2 separate regions of the Homo sapiens genome follow, and region 2 is linked to region 1. A link is a loop called in an ENCODE intact Hi-C map of the cell type or tissue named here. Cell type or tissue: Caco-2. All regions are shown on one strand.

Evidence for each region. A loop is a pair of places that touch in the nucleus more often than their neighbours do. Peaks named below come from ENCODE experiments on the same cell type or tissue, not always from the same donor. Only the 100,000 strongest peaks of a DNase experiment are listed, where the experiment ranks them.
Region 2: it touches region 1 in a loop (3-fold over the local background); 2 of 110 quality-filtered maps call a loop at or near these places.

What each region holds. Positions count from the first base shown.
Region 1 is chr9:8,218,963-8,226,962 of GRCh38, reverse strand. No RefSeq gene overlaps it. Among named protein-coding and RNA genes, the nearest start is that of DMAC1, 420 kb to the right of the region's middle. RefSeq lists a silencer at 2,840-3,134. In Caco-2, no CTCF peak of the experiment used is centred here; no DNase peak of the experiment used is centred here.
Region 2 is chr9:8,378,392-8,386,391 of GRCh38, reverse strand. The region is part of intron 37 of PTPRD (protein tyrosine phosphatase receptor type D); the gene reads left to right. Among named protein-coding and RNA genes, the nearest start is that of PTPRD-AS1, 480 kb to the left of the region's middle. In Caco-2, no CTCF peak of the experiment used is centred here; DNase peaks (open chromatin) are centred at 3,411, 3,931 and 4,391.

The DNA.
Region 1 (8,000 bases):
ATGGGGATTTATTGAAGAATCAGGTCATTTTATATGCAAAACTTTTTTACAAGTTATTTTAATGATTGATTTTCAGGTGATTGATTTGTTATTGACATAGACAATCTGAGATTAACATTAAGATTGCTAAAATATGAACAAAAAACCAGAACAATAAACAGTGGATTAGCTTCTCTTTATAAGGGACTTTTGCCATGTAGACATGGAAAAGTGTACAATAAATCAGTAGATTTAAGTGCTGCAATTTACTGGAACTGAGTCCAACCCGGGAGAGTAAACCCAAGGTCCTCTTTGCTTTTTCATTTGTTATCAAAGCAGTTATTGCAGCAGGAAATTCAAAGAAATGACATTCATTTAAGGGTAGGAGAGAAAGTCACACAAAAGCAAAGAACAAAAAACAAACAAACGAAAGTAAAAGAATCAAGTTTCATAGCTATTGGAAAAAGATACACTATGAACCTTCTAAAATCTAGGGCTCACAGAAACATACCACATCCATATTCAACATTCCGATAAACACATTAGATCCTTAGGCATCCTTTAAAGACCCATATGTTTGGTGCAATTGCATCAAACATAGATAAATTTCCAAGGCCTGAGAATGTTTCACTTATTTTATTTAAGGAAGTAACCTGCTTAAGCAATAAGACCCTCTTCAAAAACCCCCTTCTAACCAAGAATGGCCTGGAGCTCATGCTGCCCACCCATAGCAAATGCGTCGTAAATGAATGGAAGCTGTTACACTGTAGAAGACTGACTCTAAAATAATAAAAATTACTTATCCTTAAAGAGGATTAAACATATCCTCAAACTAGAAAACTTAAGACAGCTGAAATTCTGTACATTTGCATGCACACATTTAAGCAATGACAGTTAACCAAAATGCAAACTATCAGAAACACATCACTGAGCAACCTAGGGATTTCACTGTCAGCTACAATGCTGCAGTGGGAACCTTATATTACATGCCACCCTGTCTTGACTCTGCTTCTCCTAAGTCCTTCACCAGGCAGTAGCAATTCCCCAGGAGAGTGCTAGCTGTTTTCTTTTGGAAATACACAATAATGATGCATGATTATAGGTTAGACTTACATTCTTGAGATGCCCCTCCCCACATATATATCATAATGAGTTTGAATTATTCTTCAAAATATATAATCAAACAAGTCCCTCTGTATGCAAGGTTTGTATCACCAACTTTACAACTATATGAATTACAATGAAATGAGTAACAGTAGGTGGGGAAGGGTACTGGGTTCTAACCCATTTTCTTAATCTGTGGGTTAATCATCATAGCTAGGGTAATTCTAGCTAATCTTAAAAAGGTCTAAGTTTAAATGACTGCATCGTTGAGGTGTTGAGCACGGGTGGCCATTGTAGTCTATGTGCCCGTGGTGTTTTGCTTGAGGACCCTTGGTTTGCTGAAGGAGGAAGATGGAATGGGAGCTAGGACATTTGGAGGGGCTAGATAGAAGCAGGGACTTGGTATGGGACAAAGCAGCATCTTTTCTCTCAGGCCTCATGGACTGTGGAGTTTTCATTTCTTGTAAGCATTTGCCCTGATGGGAGCATGCGCTTTAGCTCTGACATCATTTTCAAGAAAGAGAAGGGCAAACTGGCACCAAATAGCTACAGAAAAAGGGAGGGGAATCTGTCCTTTTTTTTTTTTTTTTTTGAGCCTGTCACCCAGGCTGGAGTACAGTGTCGTGATTTTGGCTCACTGCAACCTCTGCCTCCCGGGTTCAAGCGATTCTCCTGCCTCAGCCTCCCAAGTAGCTGGGACTACAGGTGTGTGCCACTACGCCTGGCTAATTTTTTGTATTTTTAGTAGAGACAGAGTTTCACCATGTTAGCCAGGATGCTGTTGATCTCCTGACCTCGTGATCCTCCCGCCTTGGCCTCCCAAAGTGCTGGGATTACAGGTGTGAGCCACTGTGCCTGGCCGAGTCTGTCCTTTTAAGTATAGAACAGAACAGGACACCACTTTGGGGCTCCAAGGACTGGTGGCTTCCTATTGCTTTTCCTTCTCAGAGAGTGAGAAAGATGTAACCATTTGACATTGTGGTAATTAATGTTTGGAGTCTTAGCCTGCCTTCCCAAGGCCCAATGAGGTGGAGTGTTATTTCTGCCCCTTAATTGGGAGGCAGGAGGAGGCCCCATGGACATATGTTTTGTTCATGCCCGTGGCCTCACCAGAAGTCTCCTGGCTGACAGCCACAGGACACAGTTCACCATGCATCAAGCATGAGTCTTTTCACAGGTTGGCAGGAGAGCAAGCTAGAGCTGCATTTCCTGGCCTCAGAAATTCCTCCTAGTACATATTTAAGTTTCCTTGATTTATTCCCCATATGGTCCATGTGGTTAACCACGGTTTTATTTTTTCTTAATAGCAGTAAAGAGAGACTCATCATGACCCTTCCTCAGGCTCATCACTCGCTCAGACCTATAATTTATTAGGAACATCCTCTGTGGGGAAGAACAGCTCAGCTATTTGGTAACAGGATATGGAGCATATGCACAGTGTGCGCTGTGCTGTTTAGGGCCAGATGACAGCTCAGGTAAGTCAGTGAGGCAAGTGAGAATCTGTCTTCCATCCTGATCCACTAAACAGGCCAGGTAGGGCCCAGGCTAGGTCAAGAGGGGGCCAAGTCCTCCTTCTTTGCATACCTTCAGTGCTGTCTGGAGGGCCTCATGGAAATGGCATAGACATTTAAGCAAGGTGGACTTCTGTCTGATTTCAGGACTCTACTGCAGTGGTTCCCGACTAGGGTCTTTTGGTCCCCCAGGAAACATTTGGCATTGTCTAGAGACATGTGTGATTGTTATGATCTGGGAGGTGCTACTGGGAGGAGGCCAAAGAGCATTAAACCTCCTGCAATGCACAGGACAGCCCTTCTCCCCTTGCAACAAAGAATTATCTGTCTCAGAAGGTCAGGACTGCTGAAGTTGGGAAATCCCATCTTGCTGGTTGATACTAGTTTCTTTGTCTCTTCTAAGAGAAGAGCTAAGTATTGATCCTAGTTATAGGATTGTCATAAAGATAAAGTAAAAAGAAATGAGTACAAAATATCTGTACTAGGTACAGTACTAAGATAATTCCTGTCCCCTTCCCCCTTCCTCTTCTCCTGGTATCCTAGTGTCTACATGCTCTCTACTTGCACTTGCCCTCTGCTCCCCAGTACAAATCTGTTTTCAACTCAGTTTAGGCTAAGTTATGTTAAGTTATTCTAAATTATTCCAAGGTAACAAAAAACAAAACCCCAAATCTCAGGGGCTTGTACCAACCAATGTTGGTTTCTCACTTCTGTGACTGCCTCTCAGGGTTGGCTCCAGCTCTTCAATCAGGCTCAGGCTAAAACAGTACCCTTTGTCTGGGACATTGTGATGTCAGATGAAAAAAGAGAGGGGCAAAACTACATGCCGGTTTTTAAAACTTTTACACAAATGTGTCCTGTGGTGTCTCACACCTGTAATCCCAGCACTGTGGGAGGCTGAGGTGGGTGGATCACTTGAGGTCCAGAGTTCGAGACCAGCCTGGCCAACATGGTGAAACCCTGTCTCTACCAAAAAAAAAAAAAAAAACACAAAAATTAGCTGGGCGTGGCAGTGCATGCCTGTAATTCCAGCTTCTCAGGAGGCTGAGGCAGGAGAATCGCTTGGACTGGGAGGCAGAGGTTGCAGTGAGCCAAGATCACACAACTGCACTCCAGTCTGGGCAACAGAGTGAGACTCTGTCTCAAAAAAAAAAAAAAAAAAAAAAAAAAAAAGGCCAGGCTCGGTGGTTCATGCCTGTAATCCCAGCACTTTGGGAGGCCGAGGTGGGTGGATCATGAGATCAGGAGATCGAGACCATCCTGGCTAACATGGTGAAACCCCGTCTCTACTAAAAACATACAAAAAAATTAGCCGGGTGTGGTGGCGGGTGCCTGTAGTCCCAGCTACTCGGGAGGCTGAGACAGGAGAATGGCGTGAACCCGGGAGGCAGAGCTTGCATTGAGTGGAGTTGGCACCACTGTACTCCAGCCTGGGTGACAGTGCAAGATTCCATCTCAAAAAAAAAAGTGTCCTGCATTACTGTTTTCATGGCTTCCTATTCACCTCATTTTTTCTTTCTTTCTCTTTCTTTCTCTCTCTTTCTCTCTCCTTCCTTCCTTCCTTTTTTCTTTTCTTCTTTCTTTCCTTCTTTCTTTTTCTCTTTTTTTCTTTCTCCTTTCCTTTCCTCCCCTCCTCCCTTTCTCTCTCTCTCTCTCTCTCTCTTCTTTCTTTCTTGCTTGCTTGCAGTTTTGCCCTTGTCACCCAGGCTGGAGTGCAATGGGTGATTTCGGCTCACTGCAACCTCCTCCTCCCGGGTTCAAGGTTTTATCCTGCCTAAGCCTCCAAATAAGCCTCCCAAATAGCTGGGATTACAGGCCCCCACCACCACAACCGGCTAATTTTTATATTTTTAGTTGAGATGGGGTTTCACCATGTTGGCCAGGCTGGTCTCAAATTCTCGATCTCAGGTGATCCACTTACCTGGGCCTCCCAAAGTGCTGGGATTACAGGTGTGAGCCACCATGCCCAGCCCACCTCATTTTCATCTTCCCTCCCTAGGGTCATGGAGATGGCAGGATACACAACACCTGACACTGGACAGATGAGATTGACAGCAGTTTGTTGGTTATACTCACAGCCTGGAGTAGAGGACACTGCACATGATGGAGGGCCACCTGGGGGTTGTACTTGGGAATGGAGTGGATAAGCAAAGGCAGGGAGAGGCAGATAGTGTAGTGTCCAGAGGATGAGGTGCCCCTTCATTCACACAGGAGGAAGTGATTGACTTGTTTGAATAATTTCACAGGGTAGCAAGCAATGAAACCTGTTATTCAGGGAAACACAGGTCTGTCTGTGTTCCCTTTGATAAGAAGTGTTGTTTGGTTTGAGCACCTTATCTGTGGGAGCAGAGAGGGGAGAGGAGCTGGGGATTAAGCCTTTTGAAGCCCTACTGATTTTACCAGATGTCAGGACAGTGCATAATACTGAGTCTTAATTTTAGACCCTAAACCCCAATCACTTCTGCTTACATTTTCTCAGCCCACATTAGTCACATGGAAAATTGAATTCAGTGACAGAGAGTAACTTAAAGATCATTTATCATTTTAAGCCAGTGGTTTCCAAACTTCCATTTCTGCTCACGGACACTTTTGTTCAGTAGGATTTTATCTAAACATCATTGTTAACAACAACAACGATGGTATCAACAAAATCGGATCTACAAGGCTTGAAGCAGGATTAGTGTCTGGGCATCCTGCTGTCATCTCATCCACTGATATAACCTGACTGCATGTTTCACACATGAGAAAATTGAGGCCCAGAGAGCAGCAAGTGACTTAATGAGTTATACAGTAGAATTCAAATCTTCTCTTGTGACTGTATATTTCTAAGCCAGAAATAACACATCCCGTGGTGAAAAAATATAGGATAAAAAAAAGAGGGCAATGGATTCTAAAAGAGCATCTAATATAGCAGAGGAGGGGGCAAAGGAAGAGAGTTGGGAGGAAGTAGAAGAGGGAAGGTGGGAGTAGTTATGAAGAGGAGAGGAAAGGAAGCGGAAAAGGCAAGCTGGAGCCGCAAGGCCAGTCCAAGTGTATGTTATGCTGATCACTCCCACATCCCTTTGTCCAGCCAGAGCCCTGAGCTTCAGACTTGTAAATCCAACTCCTCAGTCAGCATCTGTACTTGAAGTCTGATAGGCTTTCCATTCCAGGACAGAACTCTTGATTTTCTACCCTCCCCCACCCTGCTTCTCCTTAGTCTTCCTGACCTCGTTAGGTAGGTTGTACCATCAACCCAGGGTCTCCAACCAAATGTATGTGTTAATCATTGACTCTTCTCTTTCTCTTACTTCCTAGAGCCACTCCATTAGCAAGACTCATTGTTTCACCTTTGACTATTTCCAGAATCTGAGCCATTTTCTCCAAGTCTACAACCTCCACCCTGTTCTAAAGCCTGGCAATGTCCTCTTGTCTCATCTCTCTGCTTTCCATTTTCCTCGCAGCAACCTGAGTAATCATTATAGAACATAAACATATCATATCATATGAACATAAACATATAGAACATAAACATATCATATCATAGAACATAAACATATCATAAACATATCACTTATCTGACTGAAACTCTCTAAATCCCCATCTGTACATAGAATAAAGTCTCAACTCTTTATCAAGACCTCCAGGCCCCACTTTGTTGGGCCCCCGCCCATCTCTCCTAGTCGATGCTGTTCCTAGACAGTGCTATTCCTAGAACATCCCAAGATTGTATTATTGTATAGGCTCAGCCCATAGATTCTTATGAGGCCTTACTCTTGTCATTCATTCATTCATTCAACTAATATTTACTCAGGTTCAAAAAATATAGCAGACAGTATCTTCAGCACTGGAATTGTCATATAAAATGTCTCCTCCTCAGAAAGGCCTTTCCTGAAACTTGTCATCATTTATCTTTCTTACTTTTTTTCCCTTATCTTGTTTTTAAAAACTTATTGTTATTATTGAACTTATTATTACATAAAATTGCATCACTTTTTAAAAACTTTTTTTTCAATAGAATGTATATTCTTCAACTATAAAATATGCTCCAGGAGCATAAAATAATCCAATCTTGAGCAACTCACCAACAGGGAAGAGAAGGGTTTCAATATTTTAATTATGTTCAAATATGTCACTATTAGCAGATGAAATGTGTAGGTTTGAGATATCAGAAAATAATGGTGATATTGTTGATTATTAAGGAGTAGGGAACAGGAGTTAATTTATTGAGGTAGGCAATTTATTACTTGCCATACTCTATTTCTTGTGCAGGCTCATAAAAGGAATTAAGTAATCAAAATTTAAGGAAATACAAAAAAAGACATTGAAGTAACTCCTCAGTGTCCTTGGACCAGTAGCTGGGGAATGGTGGTTTACTCCACTGGTCTTTAGACCTAGCTGCAAATCAGAATCTTTTGAGGATGAAATTCACTGGCCCCATCCCTGGAGATTCTGATTCTCTAAGGCTGGGATGGACCTTAGGAATCTCAGTGTTTTAAAGAAACTTTGCCAGGGCATTCTGATGGTCAGCCTCACCTGGAAACCACTGAGCAAGTAACTTGGACATCCTATATGTTTTTACTAGGCTAACAAAGTATTTGAATAAAGTGGCCAAATGGGTTGCTTTGGCTTGGAGGTTGAACATTGTTGATGTGGAACTTCCATTTCTTTCCCCATGGCCACATACTAAACCTTGAATTCAGTGCTACAAAGAATCCCTAGGTTAGTTAGATTCATGAAGAAAAAGTGAAATCTTTGATTATATCTATCTTGTGAACGTTTGCCTTTTTTTCAGAATAACTTTAGAAGCTGGAACACTGGTTCATTTGATTATACTCAGAGATGTTCCAGGAACAATTGCCATGATTAAATACATCTAATGGATTTAAGAATCCTATGAGGAAATAAGACAAAACTCTCATGCTAGTCTTTTTTAACTGGGAGTTTATTCTCCACTGGGAGGAAAGACAAATGCAAGACAGAATTCTTTAGCCTACAGCATGCTAGTTTTTGTTGTCCTAAACTCTTTCATCCCCCAGTAGCATTTGCTGATTATATTTATAAGGTACAAGTAATTTTGAACTCACAGCACATTTGAGAAGTAAACCTAATGAGCATGTAAACAGCCAATTGCAGTGTCAGGGAAACTTACTCAATACATTTCCAATCCTTAAAACTAAAGTTTTCTGAACTATGGATTGGCAAAACAGTATAAGGATTTAGTTTTAAGGGGCTGGATGAAAAGTTTATATTACTGTAAAATGGACAGAAATAAAAATTTTTCTAAAGTTACCTAGACATTTTATTTGAAGCCATGTTATTCAAAAGCTGCACTTATAAATCCAGAACATGACCACGAATCTAGGTGCAATGGGGTGGGAGTTTAATTACAAAAAGTCCTCTTTGACAATGTATTGATATACTAAG
Region 2 (8,000 bases), 160 kb before region 1:
TATGCTAGACTGCCACTGACCATAGATTTGCAGCAGGGAAGAGGGGAGAAAAGGAAAGAGAAGAGAAGATAGCTTGATATTACGCAGGACTGCATGGGGATACCACCATGAGAGAGGACAGCTATGGGACAGTTCCAAGTAGGGCACTTTGCAGTCAGATGTCTGAGTTCAAATACCAACTCTAGCCTCTACTAGCTGTGTGACAATGAGCAAGTTTACTTGACTCCTCAAATTCTCATTTTTCCTTTTTTGGATTATGCGGAAGGGTTATTGTGGGTATTGACTGAGATAAAGGATGTGGCAAGGTGGCTCAGTGAGTCTCAAATGGTATTGTTTGGTAAAGAAGTTGGGGGCTTTACAGTGACAACTTCAGTTTCCCCAAAAGATAGCCTCCAAATAATTCACTCTGTGTTCCCAAATGAAAAGAGTTTATTTCTCTATGGTTGACGATGAATCCTGACCAACCTCTCCATGTCCCTGAACATGGTTAATTATGCCCACGTTTCCCAGTGTGGCACACCCATGCATTTTATTCAAGAGGAGAGAGGAGCTCAGACCATGGGATTCTTTCCTACTTGCTCTCCCCCAGGACAGGATCTCCAGAATAGAGATCAGCCGGGGAACAGACCAAAATAGAACATTCCGGCTGCTACATTGACTATAATACAACATGAAAATCATAAGTGATATAGACATGGGTTACATGTAGTGATAAGTGCCACTGAAGATACGTTTCCTTATTGTTCAGTTTTACATCCCCTCTCCCCTTTTTTGGTTATTTTATGGTGCTACGAAATTGTCCTGCCTTAGAGCCCATCTCTCTTTTCAAGCGTTCTGTTTTGCCACAGCCTGGTTCACTCGTTTTTGTTTTTCTTTTAGAGACAGAGTCTTACTCTGTTGTCCAGGCTGCAGTGCAGTGGTGTGGTCATAGTTCACTGTAATCTAACATTTCTGGGCTCAAGCAATCCTGCCTGAACAGCAGGGACTACAGGTGCACAGCACCCACCCCCAGCTAATTTTTAGATTTTGTAGAGACAGAGTCTCACTTTTTTGCCCAGGCTGGTCTCAAACTCCTGGCCTGAAGCAGTCCTTCCACCTTGGCCCCCCAAAGTGTTTGGACTGCAGGCTTGAGCCAGCCCGTGCCTGGCTGGCTCACTCTTAAGCTGTCGCTCAGGTCTGAGGTTTATCAACAGCGCTTGTATTAATACCTTTGGTGAGTTAGAACAGCTCACTGAGACAAAAGGCTTCTGGATTCCTTAGCAGGTATTAGAAGTTTCACTAGCATCTGTTTTGAGAACTGATCATTCTTAGTGTTTGCATGGCTAAAGAAACCCTTATAAGTGTGAACTATGACTTAGGACTTAAGTTGATTATTTGAAAACATGAGTTCTTTGATTTTCAAATGCTATTACTTCCCTTCAAATGTGGCCTTTAAAGAATTCCAATCTTAACTGAGAAGACTCTTTGCCTGGTGTATACATTCAGCTATCAACCCTGAAGGAAAAGTATAAGTTGAATATTTCATATGAGTTTCATTAGGGTATATAAAGAAATACAAAGACAACGGGCCAGGTGCGGTGGCTCACGCCTGTAATCTCAGCGTTTTGAGAGGCCAAGGCGGGCAGATCACCTGAGGTCAGGAGTTCGAGACCAGCGTGACCAACAAGGAAAAACCCCATCTCTACTAAAAATACAAAATTGGCCAGGTATAATGGCACACGCCTGTAATCCCAGCTACTCAGGAGGCGGAGGCAGGAGAATCGCTTGACCCGGGAGACAGAGGTTGTGGTGGGCCAAGATTGCACCATTGTACTCCAGCCTGGGCAACAAGAGTGAAACTCCATCTCAAAACAAAAACAAAAAAACAATGATAGAAGCTGGAGATTTTGAAGGGAAAGCATGAGTTCTGCTGAAACACACAGATCAGTTTAAAGCTGTTGTAGAATGTACTGTGTAATATGAAATACTGTTAGTGGTTTTTTTTCCCTAGTTTCCATCTTTATTGCCAAATCCTCTCAAGTTTTGCGTAGTTCATTGATTCTGTAGCAAGTCATTCTAGTTCCCTAGAATGTGGTTTCTAATTGTTTCCATGTTTCATAACATGCCAATAAGCACACGAATTGGTCTGGGCAACCACATGGAAGGAGGAAACTGTTTGGAAAAAATGAAGCATTTTGTAGGGAAAGTAAAATGTATACAGCTGGGATTTCCACTCCAAGGATATTATTTTTGATGACTGGGGCACATGATTGGCAGCCTTGCTTGCAGAATTGGCATCTCCGAGGTAGGATTCATCTGCTTTTTTAAGTAAGTGTATATTAAATTATTATTTAGTGTGTGAGTGTTCACCTTTTTCCCTTCATCTATCTTCTCTTGACTGTTTCTCTCCTACTCTGTCTCCCATCTTGAAATACAGAACACAGAGAGAATGCATCAACCTCATGCTTAGAAAATTCTTGAGTAACCCTGATTAGTATTAGCAGTTGAAAGGCTTAGTCAGGGTTAGAATATATCTGACTTTTACTTCACCTCACCAGCTTGCCTTCATTCCTTGCCCATAGTAGAGACTCAATGTTTATCTTGTCTTGCAAGCTTTATAGTGGGGGTTGATTCACTTAAAGAGCTGTTTGTAAATGTACTTAGCGTTATAAATGTTGGAGATGGGGAGTGAAATTTTGACACTTAACAAATCAGTCATGATTTTTATTGTAATCCAATGTGGGCTGTGCCAATTAGTAGTGAAAATATAGGGCTAGAAATGAAGAATCCTAATTCTTGGTTTCCAAGCTATCTTAAGTCCCATTTTCTGTTTCCAAATAGGGAATCATACAAACCAGATGATGCCATATATTAGTAAAGCAGATCAAATGTTTTGTGCATCGTGACTTGAGTTCTATCTTAGGCCAAAGAATGGGAAAATTCCTGCCCTACTAAATTTTGTGGTTTGTGCTAATGAATGCAGGTTAGATGCTGTCAGGGCCAAAGAGACTGGGCTGGTGTTAACTTCACTTTGTTAACAGTTTAGGGAACTTGACATTTGGCTGGTGGAACACTTCTGACCTAATGACCACTCACTCCTCCTCCTATGTCTTCCCCAGTCCTTGAATGTCACCTTAGTAAACTTACCCTAGCACAAAGTGAAGGTGAGGTGGAGACATTCACATTTTGTTCTATGGCTAAAAGGGCAATTCTGAGCATGAAGCAGTAGAAAAAGAGATTGTGCTCAAACATTTTCTTCTTTTCCTATAAAACAAAGCTTGAGATTCTTTTCAGATTGTGAGATCCTTTTGGGTTAAAATTTGACAGAATCCCATTGAAGATTATAAATGGCAGTGCTATTGTTTTCATTGCTGTTATCAGTTTTGGAAAGTCCAGCCTTGGCCAGTGGCAGACTAATTCTTGGCCCTTCTGGTTTGTCAAGGTTCGGTAAGTTTAATGGAGAGCAAATGCTTTCCAAATGCCAGGTTTGTGTCCTTTTCCAAATGGAACTGGAAGCGCCAAAGGCCGTGAACATTTAATTTCTCAAACTGCAGCCTAAAGTGCTGCCTATCTAGGGCAACAGAAACTGCTTTTTTCCTTAAGCAACTTTAGGACCAGCAGCACAAACATTGCCTTTGGAGTCTGCATGATGTATGGGATTGTTTTTGAAAGTGGTGGATACTTAATGTAAATAGGACGCTGGCAACAAAAAGAATGATGCTCATGTTGGCAATCTAAAGGATGTTGGGGTCCTTATCTAGAAAGTTCTACACTTTTGGTTTTCTCTTGTCAGCAGACACAGCGTCAGATAAAAGAGAAAGAATCCCACCAATTTCTTGCTGTTTGTTAGCTTTCTGGATTATCTACCTTCTTTCCCCACCCCACCTGCTCTACTTAGAAAGGCAGCTGACAGATTCTGGCTCAAAGCATTCCTCTTAAAGCCAGTTAGAGTCCTGATGACCTGAGTAAAGAGCTGGAATGGGAGGAGGAGATGCAACTTTGCTCCTGATGACTTTGTACAAAGCCTCTCTCATTCTCTGCATTCATGTCTGTGGTTCTCCTGTGCTGGATTAGGTCTCATTTCTAAAGTTTTCAGAAGTATGTGTTAATCTCTGTTTACTAGTGTTTAGGGTCCAATGTTTGGTTTTTCTCTGTTCTTTATCAGCAGAATGTCTGGAAAGGCTGATGTTCAACTGGTAAATACCCAACATAGTTGTACTGGTTGTTAAAATATTGAACTGCATTGATGCTGGCTGGTACCTATAAATTATATTTTTATTGAAACATTGAGTCATCTAATGATACTGTTTGGAAGAGGTGACACTGGAGTCAAAGGCAACTGCTGGGCAGACCAAGGCAGAAGCAGAGGTGGCTGTAGGGCTATGTGGGGCACCCAGGTGATCCTCAGGAGTGATTAGGTCTGAGGTGGATACTCTGAGGACCCACCTCATGTGGGAAGAGCTGATATCAAAGTGCTACTTGGCCACGAGAAAGAGGCACCTCACACAGTTCTGCTCTGGTTAGGACAAAGTGCCAGAAACTTGAGACTTAATGACTTTCAGTTTAATGGGGGAAGTCATTGGAAAAGTTTACGGCAGCTCCCTATGTCAACTTCTGGCAGACACATCAAACAAAAGGGAATAACTTTTTTAAAGTTAATAAGCAGTTTAGAAAGTGTGCGAATGGTTCAATGAACTGGTAGGCAATTTTATGACATGTAATTTGGTTTATTTTGAGAATAATATTTTTCAACTTTATGGCTGTATATATGAAAAGCTGCACTGGTGGTCAAATGCTTTAATATCACTCTCATTTCAAATATTGTAGTGCCTCTTTGTCCTCCACTAAATAGTGATTAGTAAAGATATAATAAAATGGGGGAATACACAAACCAGACTGACTGCCAGTTGGGAATAGATATAGCCAAATATTGATTGAGTGCAGAGAACTACACTGTTGTTAAAAGAGAATCACTGAGATGCTCTCTGTCCTTATCGTGGAAAATCAAGTATTCAATCTGGTCTTAAAAATTTCCAGAATAGTTACTATAACCTGTAGAAATAAATAGTTCAGCATTTATTTTTTCTGCCCACTAAAATTAATGAAATTTATCTAAAACTTTCCTTTATTATAGTCTCCCTCATTAAATGGGTATTGACAAAAGGGTACCAACATTTCCTTACTCCCAAAAATAACTGTGACTTGTGTTATCTAATGTTAGCCTGTTTGTCCATTCCTTACAGGATACTAATGCTTGAACAACCACTCTGCCCAAACTTACTAGGTACGAATTTAGAGTCACTTTTAGCAATAGTTATGGTATCCCACGTATCATTTATTGCCTCTTCTAAGTCCTTCTTTGGCTAAATAATCTCGTGGCAAATACGTTTTGGATTAGCAATGCTAGAACCCTTTCAAGGTATCAGTTTGTTACAGTTGGAATTCTGATGCCTTGCCATGTTGCCATGCTCAGTAAGTCTTTATTAAATTGAGATGAGGAGGTTTTGTTTTCAGAAAGTGGTAGACAATTTAAAAATAAGCCAATCTAGTTAATTGATTATAAAGTTGGCTACCGCTCATTAAGTGCCTACAATATGCTGAGCACTCCCAAGGTAAGCCATATGGGAGTAAAAATAGCCTAGAACGAGAGCCCTTCTCCCAAAGCATGTTCAGCAGACCTAATGGATCAGCTCCTACCAGATATTTGCAATGACAAGAGTTTTAAAAATAAATTTAAATATGTTTTATTATTCCATCAACTTGATTTTGATAGTTTGTCATGAAAAAGGTAAAATAAATTAATTCCATTGCATAAATTTAGCAATGGTCACCCTGTTCTTTCCGTAATTATAGAAAAATGAAAGCTCCACTTAAGGGTAATAACTTTGTGATAATGAAAAGAAATGCCTCCCGCAAATTTAGCCAAAAATCTGAACTGTCTCAGTTTAAGCTTCAAGTAAAGTTACTGGGTGATGTTTCTAAACCACAGCCTGAGTGACAAGTTCTGCTGTTCTTCTTTTCCACCTCTGAGTTGAACACATACTCTTTTCAGAAGACATTGGGGCCCACATAGATGAAGAGAATTGTTTGGAATCTCAGAACCACCTATTTGAAGAACAAGGAGGTTTAGAAACACCCCACTTAGTCAGTAAGGCTAATGGATTGAGGGCAGGGACTGGGTCTTATGTCACCTTGATGCCCCACAACTGCTAACACCTTGCTTTGCACCTAGAAAATCCTAAATCAGTATCTGCTGAAATTAATAACATGTTCTTTTTTTTCACATTTAGACTGATTTAGGTAATTTATAACAACAACCCCCCACACACAAAAATCCAGAATGTCATCAAACTGATAACCAATGATAGCTAGTGTTTGTTGAATGCCTGTTTGTGCCAGCCATTTGGGTTAAGTGTTTTAGGGGCATCACTTCAATCCCCACAATAGCTCTGTAATGCTGGAGACACTGTTCCCATTTCACAGATGAGGCGGCCAGACTTTGGTCCTGGAAACAGAGAAACAATTTTCCAGGCATCCAGGGAGACTCTGCCTGACCTTCCATGAATCAGTCCTAGAGGCCGCTTGTATCCATTCTAAATCAAATAGAAAAAGGCAAAAAACCGTATTCGTATTCAGTAGCTCCTGCCTTCTAGTTCTTATGTACTCAAAGGGAGCTGCCTTCATTTCTCATCTCACAATCAGCTTTATGTGTGAAGCCTAACAAATAGTAACTCTCTCTAGAAATACCTTATGATATTTTCTCTTAAGAAGACCGAGTAGGGGAAGGAAAGTTGTCAAAGGAAAACATTTTAAGAGAGGAAAATGGAGATAGTTCATTTATACTGGCTAATGAGGAAAGAAAAAATATCTCTATTGTTCTCCTTTTTCTTTCTCACTACATTTCATACTTGCTCCCTAATGCTGAAATCAGAAATCATATGTTTAGCATATGGCAAAAAAGGAGACTTAAAATAATATTTGTCAGTAACTCTAAGCCCTTAAATTCAGCCCTCCAAAATCAGATGAAGGTGTGCAGGCTACTCAGAGAATGAGATCGAGAAAGGAAGTACTGAGGTGCTTACCAGCAAAGGGAAAAATGTATTGCTGTCACTATTCAGATAAGCTCAGGAAAAGCTTCTAATCCCACTGCTGAGGCCATGTGTGTGCATTTCCACATACGTTAGGATATTTATTTTTCATAAGGTCCTTTTGAGAAATATTTCCTGAGAGAAAATGGTAATATTTAGACATATCCGCTTTAAAAAATTGCCTCTGATTTTTGCAGTTGAGTTTGAAATGTTTATTTTTCTTTTGGTAAATACTAAAAATGCATTGTTCAAAAGCAACTTTTTTCTTCTTTTAGCTAGAAATTTTCACAGCGTTTACTCCTTACAGTAATGCTTCCTGGTATTTTTTTTCTAAAGGGGTCAGAGTCTAAGCCAATAATAGTTGCAGTTTGAAACTTATTACTAGAAATGTAAGGATTAGTATAATTTTAGTTCTTCCTGCATCTTAGGAATGGAGAAGATTTGTAGATGGAGAGTCATTTTTCCAAAAGTTGTATGAAGGTTGCCTTCTCATTCTTTCCTTCATCTCCTTTTCTTACCTCACTAGAAGGTCTAAATGTAATCGAGTCCCAGTTTTAAAATATAATTATATTGAATTTGGTTCAGTGCATTGAACTGGCTGTATAGATCATTTTGTTGCATTAATGTGCTGTTTTTGTGCATATCATAGTGATATTTGTCCTTAGGGATTTCATTAGTTTATTTTAAACCGAAAGGGTTGCTCTCCAGCTGAGACTGTTAAATGATGAATTTGAGTTTCTCTCTTGAATCTTCAACTCAACCCATTGTTGGCATCTTCTTGAATATTACAATATGAGGCCTCCAGAGTTCCTCTTGTCCTCTGCTGGGAGACATCCACCTGACATCTATTTCATGGTTTAAAACAAAGCCTTTGGCATAATTTTTGTTAATTTTTTTTTTCTCATCTATATCATGACTGCTGAAGTAGTGTTG